2 separate regions of the Mus musculus genome follow, and region 2 is linked to region 1. The links are chromatin loops, found by intact Hi-C in ENCODE. Cell type or tissue: left cerebral cortex. All regions are shown on one strand.

The links. Peaks named below come from ENCODE experiments on the same cell type or tissue, not always from the same donor. Only the 100,000 strongest peaks of a DNase experiment are listed, where the experiment ranks them.
Region 2: a loop joins it to region 1, with 5 times the contacts of the local background. A loop is called at or near these places in 13 of 42 quality-filtered maps.

What each region holds. Positions count from the first base shown.
Region 1 is chr4:154,297,693-154,305,692 of GRCm38, forward strand. Arhgef16 (Rho guanine nucleotide exchange factor (GEF) 16) reads right to left here and starts at 2,203. Exons shown (of 15, transcript NM_001112744.1): 1 at 2,133-2,203. It overlaps Gm52687 (predicted gene, 52687), which reads left to right and starts at 1,952. Exons shown (of 3, transcript NR_168682.1): 1 at 1,952-2,033; 2 at 2,498-2,783; 3 at 3,275-3,563. In left cerebral cortex, a CTCF peak has its summit at 4,115 (motif pointing left); DNase peaks (open chromatin) are centred at 2,438 and 4,112; H3K4me3 peaks cover 431 bases.
Region 2 is chr4:154,167,928-154,175,927 of GRCm38, forward strand. It overlaps Megf6 (multiple EGF-like-domains 6), which reads left to right and starts at 2,786. Exons shown (of 37, transcript NM_001162977.1): 1 at 2,786-3,215. The coding sequence starts at 3,097. In left cerebral cortex, no CTCF peak of the experiment used is centred here; a DNase peak (open chromatin) is centred at 3,159; H3K4me3 peaks cover 1,350 bases.

The DNA of each region.
Region 1 (8,000 bases):
AAGTTGGGGGGCAGCCAGAGTCCTGACCTGACGGGAGCCTAGGGCCAGGCCTCCACAGTCCAGTTTACCAGCTGAAAAAAACTGGTCCACAGAAGACACCCTCTAGCCGGCTCTGACTTCAGCCCCTCCCCTAACTTCTTCTCTGGCAGGCAGTGAGAAGCCCAGGGAAAGCGACCTGCCTGGGTCAAGCCCTAGCTGGTGAGAGCACAGGGGGAGGAGTCAAGCTCTGAGGCCCTATCTTGACCTAGATGGTTGTCCTCAAACCAGGAACTGGATGCGATGACAGGATTCTGGACTCAGGATGCTACGGAGGGGCAGTCACCTGAGCAGGATGTCACAGAGAATGAGTGAGTTAAGGCAATGGCAGGATGGATCTGGAAACCAAAACCAAAACCAAACATCCAGACCAGGTGGTCAAATAGAAAGGCCGCCAACATCTTCCGCGGAGCGCACCGGCCTGTCTGTCTGCAGAGACAAGCTATGGGAACTTCATGCTGCTGCCTCACCTCTGTGGACTCAGCTTCCTTGCGCGAGGGTGAAGAAGGCGCGCCCTGTGGGAGGTGTCTCGCTGGAGACAACTTCCCGGAATAACTTTTTTTTTTTTTTTTTTTTTTGAGACAGGGTTTCTCTGTATACTCCTGGCTGATCCTGGAACTCACTCTGTAGACCAGGCTGGCCTCGAACTCAGAAATCCACCTGCCTCTGCCTCCCGAGTGCTGGGATTAAAGGCATGCGCCACCACGCCCGGCTCCAGAATAACTCTTAACACTAACAAGTTTCTTGCTACTGGGCTGGAGAGATGGCTCAACAGAAAAGAGCTCCAACTGCTCTTGCAGACGCCCTGGGTTCAAGTCCCAGCACCCACATGCTAGCTCATAACTATCTGTAACTCCTCATAACCCCTGGGGAATCCAATGACCTCTTAAGACTTCCATGGGCACCAGGCATGACATGCCTGTGGCGCACATACATACATACATACACACAGGCACAACACTTAAATACATACAATAAATATATCTTAAAAAACAAACCAACTAACCAGAGATTTCTAGCTTTAGGTGTTTGGAGAAGGGTGGCAGGGAGCCTCTACCTAGCTCTCGACACCCTGTTCTCTGGCTGAGTCTTTACTTTTTCAAAGCCCTGAGACCCTTCCCTCTCTCAGGCCGTGCTGTGAGCGCATGGTCCGAGGCTTCTCTCTGGACCATGGGCAGAAAGAAGGGTCTGTCCCCAGAAGGGAACACAGCAGAGGTGCATTCAATCAATGAACTCTGATGGATAAACAGAGGCCCAGAGGCTCAAGGCCCGGAGGCTGGAGCAGCTTGCCTGAATCCACAAACAGCAACTTTCAAGCTTGGTGCCCACACACCTGGGTAGGGAGCCATTGCTATCAGGGCATACTGGCATGCAGTCACGAATGGCTCCACACAGTACCTGGGACCCTGCAGCTGGTCACTCAAGTGACAAACACACCCAAGCATCTACTTAGGAGCTACCAAATCCTGTCTGGGCTCCAGGCATGATGTGGAGGCCGCTAAAATCTCATCTTGGTGGCTACCAACTCAGATCTCGGCCCCTGGGACCAGGCCCATGCCCAAATTCATCTTTCTCGCTCAACCTCAAAATAGATCTCTGCTCCTTATTTACAGATATGGGAACCAAGGTAGTGGGTTGGGGACAGGTGCTCACCACCGTCCAGTCTATAAGTGCCGCCCTCTGCTTTCTGGGACAGCCCTCTCCCTCTGGAAGGCACTGCGGAGCCTGGCTAGAGGACTAGACACCAAAGCCACCAAGGTGGGATAAGGGCACGAGGGGGTCAGGCCACTCAGCCTATCTAAACAGATCGTCTTTCTAGCTCCCGGAAGAGTCACTTCCACGCCCCCCCCTCCCGGGACTTCCCAGGAGTCTCTGCGTTCAAGTGTCTAACCAGGTCCACTGCAAAGTGTCCCTTGGACTGTGGCTCAGGGCAGCTAGGCTCCAGATCCCCGGCTTTCAGCCCAAGAGAGAGGGCGGGGCGCGATGAAGTCGCCGAGGTACAGGAGGGGCGGGAGCGGAGAGGGGAATGGAGCAGAGGTGCTCCGGGCGCCCCAGGTGGTCTTCCCCTTGGCTGACTCTCCAGTCCCCAGACTCACCTGTGCGCGCAACCGAGGGTCGGCCGGGAGGGTGTAGCCTGCAGTGCCGCTGGGTCCCCGCGTCCCGGGGCCGGCCGGTCCCGCCCTCTCTACTTCCTGCGCGGTGGGCGGTCGGGCGAGCGGTCGGGCGGAGCCGGGGCCAGGTGGGCTCCGCCAGCGGCTGCGCGGCCGGAGGGCGGGACGCGCCCTGGGCACCTGCTGCACCACCACCGCCTCACCTGGCCGCGCCGGCTGCGTCACCGCTCTACCTGGGTCCGCCTGCGTTCACGTGACCCGTCTGGTGGTTCGGGCGGGAGTCCGCCCTCGGGTACTGTCTACCCTCCCTCCCGCTCCTACGCCCGCTTCCTTCTGTGCCTCACTCCCAGGTCCGCCGCCTCCTCCAGGAAGCCTTCGGAGAAATCCCGGGCCTGCGGGAACCTGTTTGTTGAAAGAAAGCCCCGCCCTCTGCATTCTTTGCAGCTGGCTGCTTCATGGCAGCCCTGGCCAGGATCTCCCAGAACACCTTTCATGGTTTAACCTATCCACCACAACCTCATTTTACTGAGAACTCTGAAGGCTGGAAATTCTGCTAGCCACACAGATCTGGCCGCGAGTCTCCAGATCTCAGGAAAACAGCTACCAAGTCTATGTAGTGTCCTCAAGAATGAGGAGGTAATAACGACCCCCATGTTTAGGGGGTCAGGCTCCTCATGTGGAAAAGGATGGGGTCTGCACCATTGCCCTCCGAAGTGCTAATCAAACCTGAGATCCCAAGGGTGGCTCTGATCAAGGTGAGAAGAGGAGGGTAGGCAAGAGGCATAGTGAGTGTAAGAGCCAAGAAACGAGGGAACACGTCCAGGAGGGTAGCCTGAGGCGGAGGCACAGAGAACACAGAGCAGGGTGGATTGGAGGCGGAGGCTGGAAGTGCCCAGTTCCCATTGGAGAGTGGGGTCCTCTTAAAGGCAGGGGGGTCAGGACTGGGCTGACACGGCCCTGACCATCCTGACTCTGCCAGGTATGTTTAGTCCAGACTCACCTTCCCCAGGCTGTCCCAGGTTCCTGGGAGCTGGGGTTACAGGCAGACACCATTACAGCTATTTTTTTCTTTTTCTTTTTTTTTTTGATGATGCAACATTGTATTCAGATGGTTTGTTATCCCCAAGACCCCTCAGGGCATGGCCATCAGAGCAGAACCTCAACCACTCTGGGACAAGAAGAGAGACCGTATCTGTTAAAACAGCCACCTCTCGGGCTGATGAAATGGCTCAGCAGTTAAGAGCGCCGACTGTTCTTCCAAAGGTCCTGAGTTCAAATCCCAGCAACCACATGGTGGCTCACAACCAACCGTAACAAAATCTGATGCTCTCTTCTGGAGTGTCTGAAGACAGCTACAGTGTACTTACATATAATAAATAAATAAGTAAATATTAAAATAAAAACAGCTGCCTCTCACTGTGGCTTGCTCTGCCTGGCTCACTAGGCTGTGCGTGACAGGGACATGACCTGGGTGTAACCCGAGGTCCTGAGACACAGCCAGTACTAGTCCCCATCCTGACCCACCTCTGTCATCTGTTTTTCAGGAAAGAGCTGTGACCTCACACCACGGCCCTCACACACGGTTCATGCAGTGTAGCCCCAGAGCTTGCTCTGACAGAGGTGATGCCGGAGACTCTGGGTTGGCACTTTCACTTTCTTGGCCAACAGTGTGGGGTTGTATGCCCTGGTGACACTCCTGTCTAGCTACTTACTGCCTGTGCCCTGGTCTTCCTATGCTTCCAACCTCAGCCCCGAAGCTGGGTGGTTCCTCTGCTCTTTCCGGTGTGATATCTTCTGGGCAGGGCACGAGTTGGCCACAGATCCAGGCTCAAATGGGCGTCAGTCACACTGGATGGAGGAGAGGAGCTCAGAGTGACCTGTGGACTGAGACCTGGGACCCAGAACTCTCTGGGTCTCAGCTGTCTGCGGTAGACTGCTCCTGGGAAAGGCGACTTGTTGCTGACCCCTTGAGGCCATTATGAGGTATTGCACCCCACCAAGCCCATCCTCAGTTTGCAGCATGTCAGCTCTTGCTTGGCAAGGTCTCATCACGCCCTGCCCCCCTTAGTATCTGACTTCTAAAGAATTAAAAGACGGGGGGGGGGACCCTCAAACACAAGACAGTTAACATCAGGGGAAAACGCAGACTCTGCAGGCAGAATCAACAGATGAAAAACACCCCCCCTCCTTTTTTTCTAGGAGCAGGGTCTCACTGTGTAGCCCAGGCTGGCCTGAAATCACTATGCATACCAAGTTGGCTTAAACTCATAGAGACCTGGCTGCTTCTGCCTTGAAAGTGCTGGAACGAAAGGTATCAGCACTATGCCTAACAGAAATGCAAGGTAGGGACAGAGAAAGGCCCCCTGCAAAACAGGCCAGGGGAGCAGAAATGCACATAGCAAGGCACACACAGAGAAAGCCCTCCCCCCTTGCAAAACACACTGCGGGTGTGGGACTCAGATGTCAAAGTCTAACCTTCTCCTGGAGGACTATTGGTTTTTTAAAGGGGGTGCTAGGCTGGAATTGGGGACACCTTTCTTTCTTTAGGAAAAGACTTGCATGCCTTTGTCTCAAGCTGCCAGGCCTTCTGTTTCAGGTCTTGAGGGCAAGGAAGAAGCCTGTAATCCTCTTTCTGTGTCTATCCCTGTCTGTCTGCCTGCCTGCCTGCCAGAGATCTAACTCCTAGTCCCTGTGCATGCTAAAGGCTCTGCTGCCAAGCTGTACCCAGCTCTGTCCAGGAATCTAATGAAATAAAAAGAGCAATCTAAAGTGTAGTGAAAAAGCCAAAGGGAGACGGTGTTGGACTATCTAACCTGTGTGACTGGAGGCTCAGGAAGGGCAAGCAGGACAAGGATGTGGAAAAGGACACAGTGTTTTGTCCAGTCATCATCAAAGAGGCTTCCTCCAGCAGCAGATGGGAGTGGATGCAGAGATCCACAGCCAGACATTACACGGGGAGATTGGAGGTCTCCACAGGGCCCCTTCCTCAGAGCGTGGAAGTCCTGTGAGAGAGTGGGGTAAAGACTGTAGGAGTCAGAGGGGATGGAGAGCACCAGGAAAATAGGGCCCACCGAGTCAGCTAAGCAATGCTCACAAGGGCTCACAGAGACTGAAGCTGCAAGCGCAGAGCCTGCAGGAGACTGCACCAGGCGCTCTGTGTATGTGTTCTGGCTGTTTAGCTTGGTGTTTCTATGGGGCTTCTGTGAGAGCTGGTGTGTCCTTTACTTGCTCTCAGGGCTCTTTTCCTCCTGTTGGGTTTCCTTGTCCAGGTTCAGTGTGAGGGCCTTTGCCTTGTCTAATTGGATGTTGTTTTGTCTGTTTGGTTTTTGTCTCTTGGAGGCCTGCTCTTTTCTGAAGGGATCTTGGTTAGGGCTTTATTGATGTGAACGGACATCATGACCAAGGCAACTCTTATAAGGACAACATTTAATTGTGGCTGGCTTACAGGTTTAGAGATTCGATCCATTATTATCAAGGTGGGAGCATGGCAGCATCCAGGCAGGCATGGTGCAGAAGGGGTTAAGAGTTCTATATCGGGTTGGAGAGATGGCACTGACTGCTCTTCTGAAGGTCCTGACTTCAAATCCCAGCACCACATGGTGGGTCACAACCATCCGTAATGAGATCTGACGCCCTCTTCTGGTGCATCTGAAGACAGTTACAGTGTACATAGATATAATAATAATAATAATAATAATAATAATAATAATAATAATAAATCTTTAAAAAAAGAGTTCTATATCTTCATGTAAAGGCTACTAGGAGACTGGCTCCTAATTGGTTAGGAGGAGATTCACATTGCCCATCCCACAGTAACACACTTCCGTCAACAAGGCCACACCCACTCCAACAAGGCCACACCTAATAGTGCCACTGGCTGGGCTAAGCCGATACAAACCATCACATTCCACTCTCTGGCCCCCCCATAGGCTTATTCAAACACATAAATCTATAGGAGAACATACCTAAGCATAGCATAATAAAAAAGTCCATTTAGTCCAAATTCCAAAGCTCCATAGCCTACAGAAGTCTCAATGACGTTAAAAATCCAAAGATCCATCTAATCAATCACTTAACTGCAATCCCCAGAGCAAGACAGGAAACCAGCTGGGCAAACTCCAAACTCTACATCTCCATGGCTGATAACAAAGCGGTCTTCAGATCTCCACTCCTTTTTCATCTTTGTTGACTGCAACAAACTTCTTTCTCCTGGGCTGGGTTCACTCCCTTCTAGCAGCTTTTCTCAACAGATAGCCCATGGCTCTGACATCTCAAACATCTTAGGTTCTCCAAGTCAACTTCAGCTTTTCAGATTCTTGTTCCAATGTCTTGGATCCACACATGATCTTCTGGGCTTGGGTCACTTCTCCAGGTCTGCCCTGTGTAGCACTCTAGGCTCTAGTTGATTCTACTCCATTGCTGCTGCTGTTCTTGGTGATCATCCCATGGTATTGGTATCTCCAATACACTGGGGTCTCGAAATGCAACTAGGCTTCACCAATAACCTCTCAAAGGCTCTCTTCATGGTGCCTAACCTCAGCTCCTTTGCATGACCCCTTCAGTTCTGGGCCATCATCTGCAACTGAGGCTGCACCTTCACCAATAGCCTTTCCTGGCCACTTACAGTGCCAAGGCTCAGCTGATGCTCATGACCCCTTCATGCCTTCAAAACCAGTACCACCTGGGTGGTTCTTACACATTATCAAGACCAGATGCAGCACAAGGTACAACCTTGGCTCTCTCTGGAACAAGGCTTCTTTGTGCTCTCAGAAAACACTGCCCAGAACATTTCACCCCAGTGATTCTGGTCTCTTCTTTGTTTTGTTTGTTTGTTTGTTTGTTTGTTTGTTTGTTTGAGACAGGGTTTCTCTATGTAGCCCTGGCTGTCCTGGAACTCACTCTGTAGACCAGGCTGGCCTCGAACTCAGAAATCTGCCTGCCTCTGCCTCCCAAGTGCTGGGATTAAAGGCGTGCACTGCCACCACCCGGCGATTCTGGTCTCTTCTTAATCACCACTCATTTCTTAGCTCTAGCTAATCAGGATCAATTGTCCCAGTAGTCCCTTCTATTCTTGACTCTAAAGCCAGAGCCATGTGGCCAAAGCTGTCCAGTTATGCTGCTTGCTGGGGCTGGAACATGGCCCCCTTGTTCTATTCCGTTATCACCAGCTTTCTGTTTTCCAACTCCTTCACTGCCTAAGCTTGTCTGTCCTGGAACTTGCTCTGTAGATTAACCTTGAACTCAGAGATCTGCATGGCTCTATCTCCTGAATATTGGATTAAAGATGTGTACCACCAAGTCTGGATTTAAGCTTTTCTTCACCTAGAACCTGCTCTGTTCCAGGCTGGCCTTGAACTCAGAGAGTTGCTTGTCTTTACCTACTGGGATTAAAGGATCATATTAACATGCCTGGACCTAAATTTAGCTGGGTGGGATTTTGCCCCAAGGTCACCACTCCCTTAATTCAATTTAATATCCTTGAGCACAGGATTCAGCTCCATTTCACTTCTTGGTGCCGCTTTAATGCTCAAACCATATAGTTTATATTTTTCCTTTCTCGTTTGCTATACCTGCTTAAAACACTCTTCATGAGACTTAACCAGAGAACAAAGTCCATGATGGGCATTTCTGAGACTTCCTTTGTCAATGCAATTAATCTGAGTCTCTTCACCTTAGCCTCAGGCAAGACTCTTAGACAAAGGCAAAAAGCAGCCACATTCTTCACCAAAATACCACAAAAATAGTCTCTAGGCCACATACTGAAATTCTTCCCCACTGAAACCTCTTGGGCCATGTCTGCACATTTCAAATCACTCTCAGTAACAAAGTCTTCCATATTCTTACTAGGATAGC
Region 2 (8,000 bases), 130 kb before region 1:
CAAGCAGCCACCTTCCTGAGCCAAGTGCCTTATGCATTTTCACAGGCATGTTTACATGAGGACATTATCATGCAAGTACTTGATGAACCCGGAGTGCGCTCTCCCCCTCGACTCGCCCCTGCACTTATTTCTGAGTGATGGGGAGACAAGCCGAGTGCACACCTCGTGGAATTGAGCCGCCCTGTTGACCATGTTGTGACTGTCACTCCAGCCCGTGAGACAATTTGAAATAATCATGTCCAACCAGCTGTCGTAATTTGTTAGCTGTAAAGTTGCAATATGCTTGCTGTGAGTTACAGAACTGTATTAAATACATTGTCATTTGATTCCTAGTTTTATGGGGGCATTTTTGTTTGTTTATTTGGCTGGTTTTAAGATAAGGTCTCGTCTGGCCCGGTATGGCATTAAACTTCTGCTTACCCTGACTCCTCCCCCACCCCGCCCCCTGCCCCCCCCCCCCCCCCCCCCGCCAGGGCAAGTGTGTGTAGTGCTGGAGATTTGACCTTGGAAAGCATGCTAGGCAGGCACTCTACCAACTGAGTTATATCCCCAGGTCCTGATTACAATGACAGACTGTAAGTGTCCTCTCTGCTCCACTCTTGTGTTGGGCAATCAGATGCTCAACCATCACCCATGCTCTGAGGAGCCAGACTGGACAGGAAAAGGGTCTGTCTCTCTGGGGCTGGGGTGAGGCTCCAGCCAACATCTGTCTAAGTGACAGGTGCTTGGAGTGTGTGGTCCATGCTTCATCTACCCACACCTGCCCGGGAACAAGGACTCTGTCCGGGGATAGTGGACAGACCACACACTGCCCATGTGTACGCCACCCACCTTAAGAGACACATGCTCGTCTTAACCTAACCACAGGAAGCACCTGATACCCGCCAGGACTCTTCACCTGGCACAGAGGCCTGGTGCCTGGACGGGACATGGGCAGAGATGGAATAGCCTAGGGTCAGTAAAGCTCTGACCCAAGGAAACCTTCAAGTTGAAGGGGTTTAGGAATTCACGCAGGAGGCCACATACCTTTGTAAAATTAGCAAAGCCATTTTACTTCGTATTGTCTCTCTTCAGTAAGGGCCCCACATAGGTTTCGGGATACTAAAAGCACGCCCCCTCCCCCACCCAAGGAGCCGAGAAAATTTCACCCACTCACCTCCAGACTCTGGTCCTGGGGCACGGTTTCACAGAGCAGGTGGTGAACTTCTTCAGGTCCCCATCCCTCATGCACACAAGCATTCACACACGCCAGCGCCGGGAGAGACAGAGGTACAGAGGAGCAAGCTTAAGCGCCTGGGCCCAGTGTACAGTTCCTGTACTTCTCCACAGTGGTGGGCCCCTGGCTGAGGAGGGATATGAGATGAATTCCTGGGTGCAGACATTGGGAGTCCCCCAGAGGGCTCGGGTCAGCCTCTGCTACTGAGATCCAGGGAGGGTCTGGTGATGGGTTTGAGCAGAAGGGTGAGTCCCAGCACAACAATGCAGGGCAAACTGGGGTCCTGTTTGGGGCATCAGGTGGCAAGTTCCAGGACCCATTGCCCTCCAGAATCTGTCTGTCTATCCATCTCTCCCTCCCTCCTTCCTTACTTCCCTCCCTTCTCTATTTCCCCTGAGGTTATACTCCTCTATGTTTACTGCTCAGATCTGAAACCTGAGTTTTCTAAACTCACTCCACTCCCTTCCTTGCCCTCGGTTCCGCATCTGGGCCAGCAGCAGGTCTAAGCTGACAGCACCTGCCCAGTAATGAGACCCACAGTCTTTTGAAATGCGAACTTTTGCAGCGGCATTTCCAGGTCCCCCAGCCAGAGGCCCCCTCAAGCACTTGCTTCAGGGGAAGAGGAGGCTGGAACACCTACCGCACTCCTCAGGGATGGTGGAAGAGGGCAGGCTGGGTCCACCCATCATGTAAAAGGGCAGGCACACCTCTCCAGTAGGACAAGGAGGAGCTGATCCTCACACAACTATCTGCAACTAGTGAGGTCCGCTACCATACCCTCATGGGACTCTCCCAGCTCAGCTTCACAAAGAGCCCCTCTGAGTGTTTGATAAGTCCTGGACTAAGAGATGCCACGTACAGCGCTGGTCAGTCTGCCCCTAACCGCGGAGAAAGTCAAATCAAATCAAAGCCAGGCTTAAAAGACAATAAATACCTGGTGCAGGGAGTCGCCTCACCTCCTAGACCCCTATGCAGGTGCCTAGTGGGACCTACACGCCCACTCCACCCCATGCTACCGTCCCAAAGCACTCAGTACAGAACTGGGAATACGAAAGCCCAGAGGGTGGTGTGTTACCTAATAAAGTCAGTACCCAAAGGAAGTGCCCAGAGGCACTCAGAGGCTGTCCCCCCCTCTACCTCCCGCTCTACTATCCCTCCCTGCTTCTGGGACAGCGGTGGCGGGCGCGCGGACGAGGGGCCAAGGGAAGGTGACTGCAACTCCAAGAATCCAAGGGTGCGCTTGCAGAGGTCTCAGATCTGGATAGAGCGGTGTTTACGAAGTATGGACCGCGCAGACTCGACAGAATTGTTCACTTGGTTGGGGTCAGACCTGGGACTCTCGGTTGCAGAGAGAGGGAGCGCAAGTGAAATTGGAAAGCTTTAGGGGAAAGTACTGGGAAGCGAGCTTAGCCTTAAAGGTAGGACCAGGAGCCGGAGAGGGGAGGGGCTGAAGCGGGGCTGGAAGTGGGCTCTCCCTATTGGGATTGTCTGGGCGGGGCCGAAGGCGGAACGGGCGTGGCTTGGGCTGGGGGTGGGGCCAAAAGGGGCGGGAGCGGGGTCGGGAAAGAGGGGGCTGGGGTCGGGCCGGGGGGCGTGCGGCGGGCGGGCCTGACGTCTGCTGCGTCCCGCTCCGAGTTTGCTCTCCATCACTCCTGGCAAGTGTCTGGCCGCGCCGAACCGAGCGCGAAGGTCTCGGAGGTCCGGGCAACTGTCCCATCTGCACCTGCGGGAACCTCGCGCCCCGCACCTGGCGCGACTGGGTTGTGGTGCTCCGCTGTCCTCTGGGGGTATGGCGCCCGTGAAGACAGCGTCTACTGGCCGTAAGGGCCGCCTGTGAGTCGAAGATCCCAGGACCGAGTGGGAGCGCGACCGCGCGCACTATGCCTGTCGGGGTGGAGGCGAGGGCGTCTTGGCGCGTGGTGGCCCTGACGCTGCTGCTGCTCCCCGCCGTGCCTGCAGCCTCCCAGCCGCTACCCCCGCGCCCGCTGCAGCCGAGCATGTGAGTAGCGCGAGTCGTGAGGCTCCTGGCGGCGAAGCTGACCCGGACAGAACTCGGGGCTTTGTCCCTGGGGCCACAAACAATGGGCTCTTTGCTTTAACTGAGGAGGGGATGGTCTAGACCCGGGGTCCCGGACTGGATTTGGTGCCCTCGAGTCTGCCGCAGGGCCCATAGCCTCCGGGTTCCCGCCCCTGCAGCAAGGGTCCTGCAGACTTAGACGGATGCCGAACTCCGGAGAGGTGAGGAATCCAAGCCCCTGCGGCGCAGGGTCCAGCTGGGGAGCCAGCTTGGAGGCGGCCGAGAGGAAGCAGCCTGGTCCCACTTCCTCCCCAAGCTAGTCTCCTGGGGTCCGAGGGCCTGCGCAGGGGCGGGGGTGCCCAGAGGGGGCTGCCAGCACTGTTTTGTGTGTTAAACACGTGCGCTCTGGGGCCTCGGGAGAAGGAATTCAGTACTAGAATGGGCAGGAAGAGAGGGTCAGGGAGCCAGCGGCGACGGATTTAATTTTGAAAGATGATTCCCCAACAGGCCGGTTAGCGGTCTCTCTTAAACTGCAAAGCGATCCCCCTCTGTTGGCCTCAAAGGAAAACTGGTGCGAAGTGAGACTGAGAGTGGATGTACAGATGAGAGGCCTGCCCCCCCTCACCAGCCCTTCCCCGCAGGGTGCAAGGTGGAGCCTTGTAAACTTGGCAAGGCTGCTGGGGCGGCACGGGGAGTGGACCAGGGACCCTTCAGGCCCTGGTTGGGGCTTCCATTCTGCCAGTTCGGGCATCTTCTCACCCACAGAGGAGACTTGCTGCTTCTGTCCAGGGCTGGCACTGACCGGTCCACTATGTACCTGGCCGTGAGGACAGTGTCATGATTCCCTGGGGAATGAGAGGACAAGCTTCCTACTGGGACAGGTGCCCTCGGGACCTCCTCCCTGGGTCTTGCTTTGGTCTTTGTGGCCATTACAAAAAAGAGCTGGATCTGAGTTGGGGTCCTCTCGTCTATGAACAGAAGCAACCTATGTCCCCGACTTCCGCTGCTCCTTCCTCTTAACTGAGTTTGTTCCTAGGGAGCTTCGGTCCTAGAATGATTATTGCACTAAGCGTGGTGGGCTAGGGCTGCCAGCCTGCCTGTCTCTTTCATGGTTGAGAGGGGCTGCAGACACGGTCTTCCCGAGGTTGGGTGGATGCAATCTGGCACGAGTGGAAACTGTTGCTGGCCCTTTATGGGTTCCCCACCCTGCTCTGTCCGTTCCTGCTGATCTCCCTGGGAGTGGAGCCAAGGGCTTGCTGCCTGTGTCCTGCTCACCTGGGCCCAGGAAGCCTTTAGCTGTTAAAAAAGCTGTTGGAATTAGCTGTGAATGGGTAGCGGGAGAGCCTGACTCTTCTTCCTCTTGATGCAATTTCCAGAGACTGCCTTCCCTTCTTCCTGCAGAAGTGGCTGCATCTCTGCAGCCTGTGCATCCACTTGCTGGCTCTTCTGTGTCCCAATAAACCTGTGTTCTCAGATTGTCCACTTTGGGTGGGTCTGAGTTCCAGGTTGGGCTAAAACCCTGGCTCTCTTCCCCAGACCTACATCTCTTGGGCATCTGCACATGGGCTCTAGCTGGCTGGGCCATCGAGGCAGTTTCATTTGGCCAGACCAGTGGTGATTTATCTCCGTGGGCTTTGTAGGAGGGGCTGCTTAATTTGCTGAACACATGCACAGCAGGTGGAAGCCATGAGAACCAGCTTTTAGAGGTGACCTCGCAGGTTTGCTCTTAGTTCCTTGGAGGAGCAGGGGAGGGGTTCTGGGAAGGCAGCCGAGGACCCTAGGAAATACTTCTTGGCTGATCCTCTCTGCCCTGCTGCCTTTCTCTCCTGGGGAGTTCTGATGAGCTGGCAGGGCCTGGCACAGCTGCCGCACCTCTTTGGCCAGTTTTCCTGAACTGATAACTGCAGAGTTTTCACAGTACTTTGCCCTCCTGCCCACGGCCCCCTACAGTTGGTGTGCAAGCCATGGGCCTCTGTGGGCTCTAGAGCAGCTCTCACTCCCATCCCAGGTGCCCCGTAGACCCCCATGAGTCTGCTGGAACAGCGTGGGTGATTCTCTGGCTGCTGCTGACCACAGGTGCTCAGAGTCAGTGGGTGGAGCATGGCCACCTACTTATTTTTTGCCTCTAAGTGACTTTTCAGCTTGGAGGAAGTATGACCTGCCTGCTTCAGCTGGGGTGGGAATGATTGCTGAACAGCGTAGGGTTGGCATCACTCCTTAAGGGCTTCCCTGCAGCCCTGTGGAGGATGGAGAGAGGTTGCCCATGTGTTGAAGCTCCGACCAGCTCTGCTTGAGGCTGCGCCAGCCGCTTGTTCACATACAGCTTCAAAGCACAGGGCTTCCCCCAGTCTGGAGCCCCTTTGGGCAGCTAGGCTGAGAAACCCAGTGCTGGGGCTTTGGAATCAGCTCACGATGTTGACCCTCTCCTACTACCCAGGCAGGTAGGAGGCAATCCCCACCAACTCAAGTTCCATCTTGCAAGGTGCTCTTTGGGCATACTGGCCCGGAGGGCTTAAACAGCCACATTCTCTGAGACTGAGGCTTCCTCTAGTTTATCTCTCAAGTAGCCCCTCTTTAGGATGTGAGGACGTTGGATGGTGAATGACCAGATGCCCCAGAAGACAGGAGCTGCTGTGCCTACAGAGTGAGGTGGGGGGAGGGGTGGAGTGTGTGTGTGTGTGTGTGTGTGTGTGTGTAGCAGGGGAAGGACTGTGTGTCTGCTGAGCATCCTGTGCTGGTCATGTGCCTGGCAGGAGGCACCTGAGGGTCTCTCTCTGATCTGCCTTTTCATAGTGTTGACATGCCCCAGACAACCACTGGGCTCCTATCCTCAAAGCCTGACACTTCCCCGTGTGCCCGCTGTACCCAGGCCAGGGGTGATCCATGAGGCAAATGAGGCAAATGAGGGAGGTATAGACAAATCCTCCTCCTGAAGCTACAGAGACAGTGTGCCTCCCGCTTCCACACCTTGGTGAAAGGTGTCGTCATTGCCATGAGCTTCCCTGGCCTCTAACTCCTGCAAAGACTGCCAGCTTCTTGGAGCCTCACTCCATCCTTCATCAGAGGCTCTGCAGCTGGGCCGAGGTCCCCTCCCTCTGATGGCACTGGGTCCACCTTGTGGTTTGGGCTTTTCCTTTCCTGCCTTGGTGGGAAGCTGCATGAGAGGGCAAGGAACAGAAAGATGCCTTTGACCTGCTGAGGAGCTTGAATCCCCCACCATGTATGCTTGCCCACACTTCCTAGAAGAGGCACTGTGCCATCCCAGCCCCTCGTTCATGCCATTGAACTGCCCTGTTGGGCTCTTGTAAGAGCTTTGAAGCCTCTGGGTTGCTCTCCTGTCTATGTAGATTCCTGCAGACCCTCGTCACATGGTTGGAGCCAGTGACATTTCTCTACATGTCACAGATGTTCTCATACCAGCCATGTTGCTCTCTAAGGCCTTAGGTGCAGACCAGGTATGGGAACAGAGAGAGAGAAAGAGAGAGAGAGAGAGAGAGAGACAGACAGACAGACAGACAGACAGACAAAGGGAGAGAGACAAAGAGAGAGAGACAGAGAGAGAGAGACAGAGAGAGAGAGAGAGAGACAGAGAGAGAGAGAAGAGCTACTCTGTGGTCATAGTAGAGCAGCCACCACTGTCAGGGAGAGTTCTAAGTAGCTGGGGAGACAGACTCGGTGTCCCTTCTCCTAGGCCCCATCTCCTGTTGGCCTCCAATCAGCTACACTCACCACTAGCTAGAGGGCAGGTGTGTGTGTGTGTGTGTTCAATGGAACTTCCATATGTTCAGGGGTCCCATAGAGGGCAGTCTCCTGTGGGCACACAGCAAAGTGGAGGCCACAAGGGTCAAAAGTGAGGGCAGGCCAGAGAAGGCTGAGGAGGGCTTTCCCTGTGTGGGGACTACTGCCCTGCGCAAAACCCTGCCCTGGCTTTGTCCCCATACTCTTAGCCTGGGATCCTCTGCTCACAACAGGCCTAAAAGTCTGGGTTCAATATTTTTAGCTGGCCATCTATCTGAGAGGCACAGCACAGCTCAGGAAGAGGCTGGGTCTTGGGTCCAGGTGCTAGCCATGTCTGATTAGCAAGTGGTCTTAAAACAATTCGGGGAGTCACTGCCACCTTCTTTCTGGTGGTGAAAGGGGCACCTCATGGGGTGATGCCTAGAGGGTGCCTGGTATCAGCAAGGCAGAGGGTGAGGGGTGGGGGTCTGTCCCCTGGGGAACTGACTCTGAAGTGACAAAAAAAACTTTCCCATCAGGTTCTGGAATTTCACAGCTGCTCCGTCCCGCCTGGCCATGGGGTCCCGCCTGGCCACATGCATCCACAGCCACAGTGCACATGTGGGGTTTACAGCATACCCCAGGTCCCACTGCTTCATCCTGGGACCTGAGAGTCTGTCCCCTGCACTCACCCCAGGCTTGGCATGGCTGCTTCTGCCCTAGATGGGAGGTTTGGGAGACTGGGGGAAGTACAGTGGGGACTGTCCCTCAGGAGGTTGTAGGATGAGTTATGACAGCCCTGTGCCTATGGCTGTGCTGTGACTGATGGATAGCTAGGGTTTAGATGACCTGGCTTCATGCTGGGCAGGTGCAGACCTGCTCAGGGCTGGGAGCCCCTGATGTCTGTCTTGTACTTTCATCTTGTCTGCAGTTGGTCCGTGCACTTCCCTGTGGGGGTGGCTTCCCACCCAGCAGAGCCAGGGAAAGAGCAAAAATAAAGACCTCTGGGTCAGAACATCCGTCTGGGGGTGGCTGGTCTGCGGCCAGAGC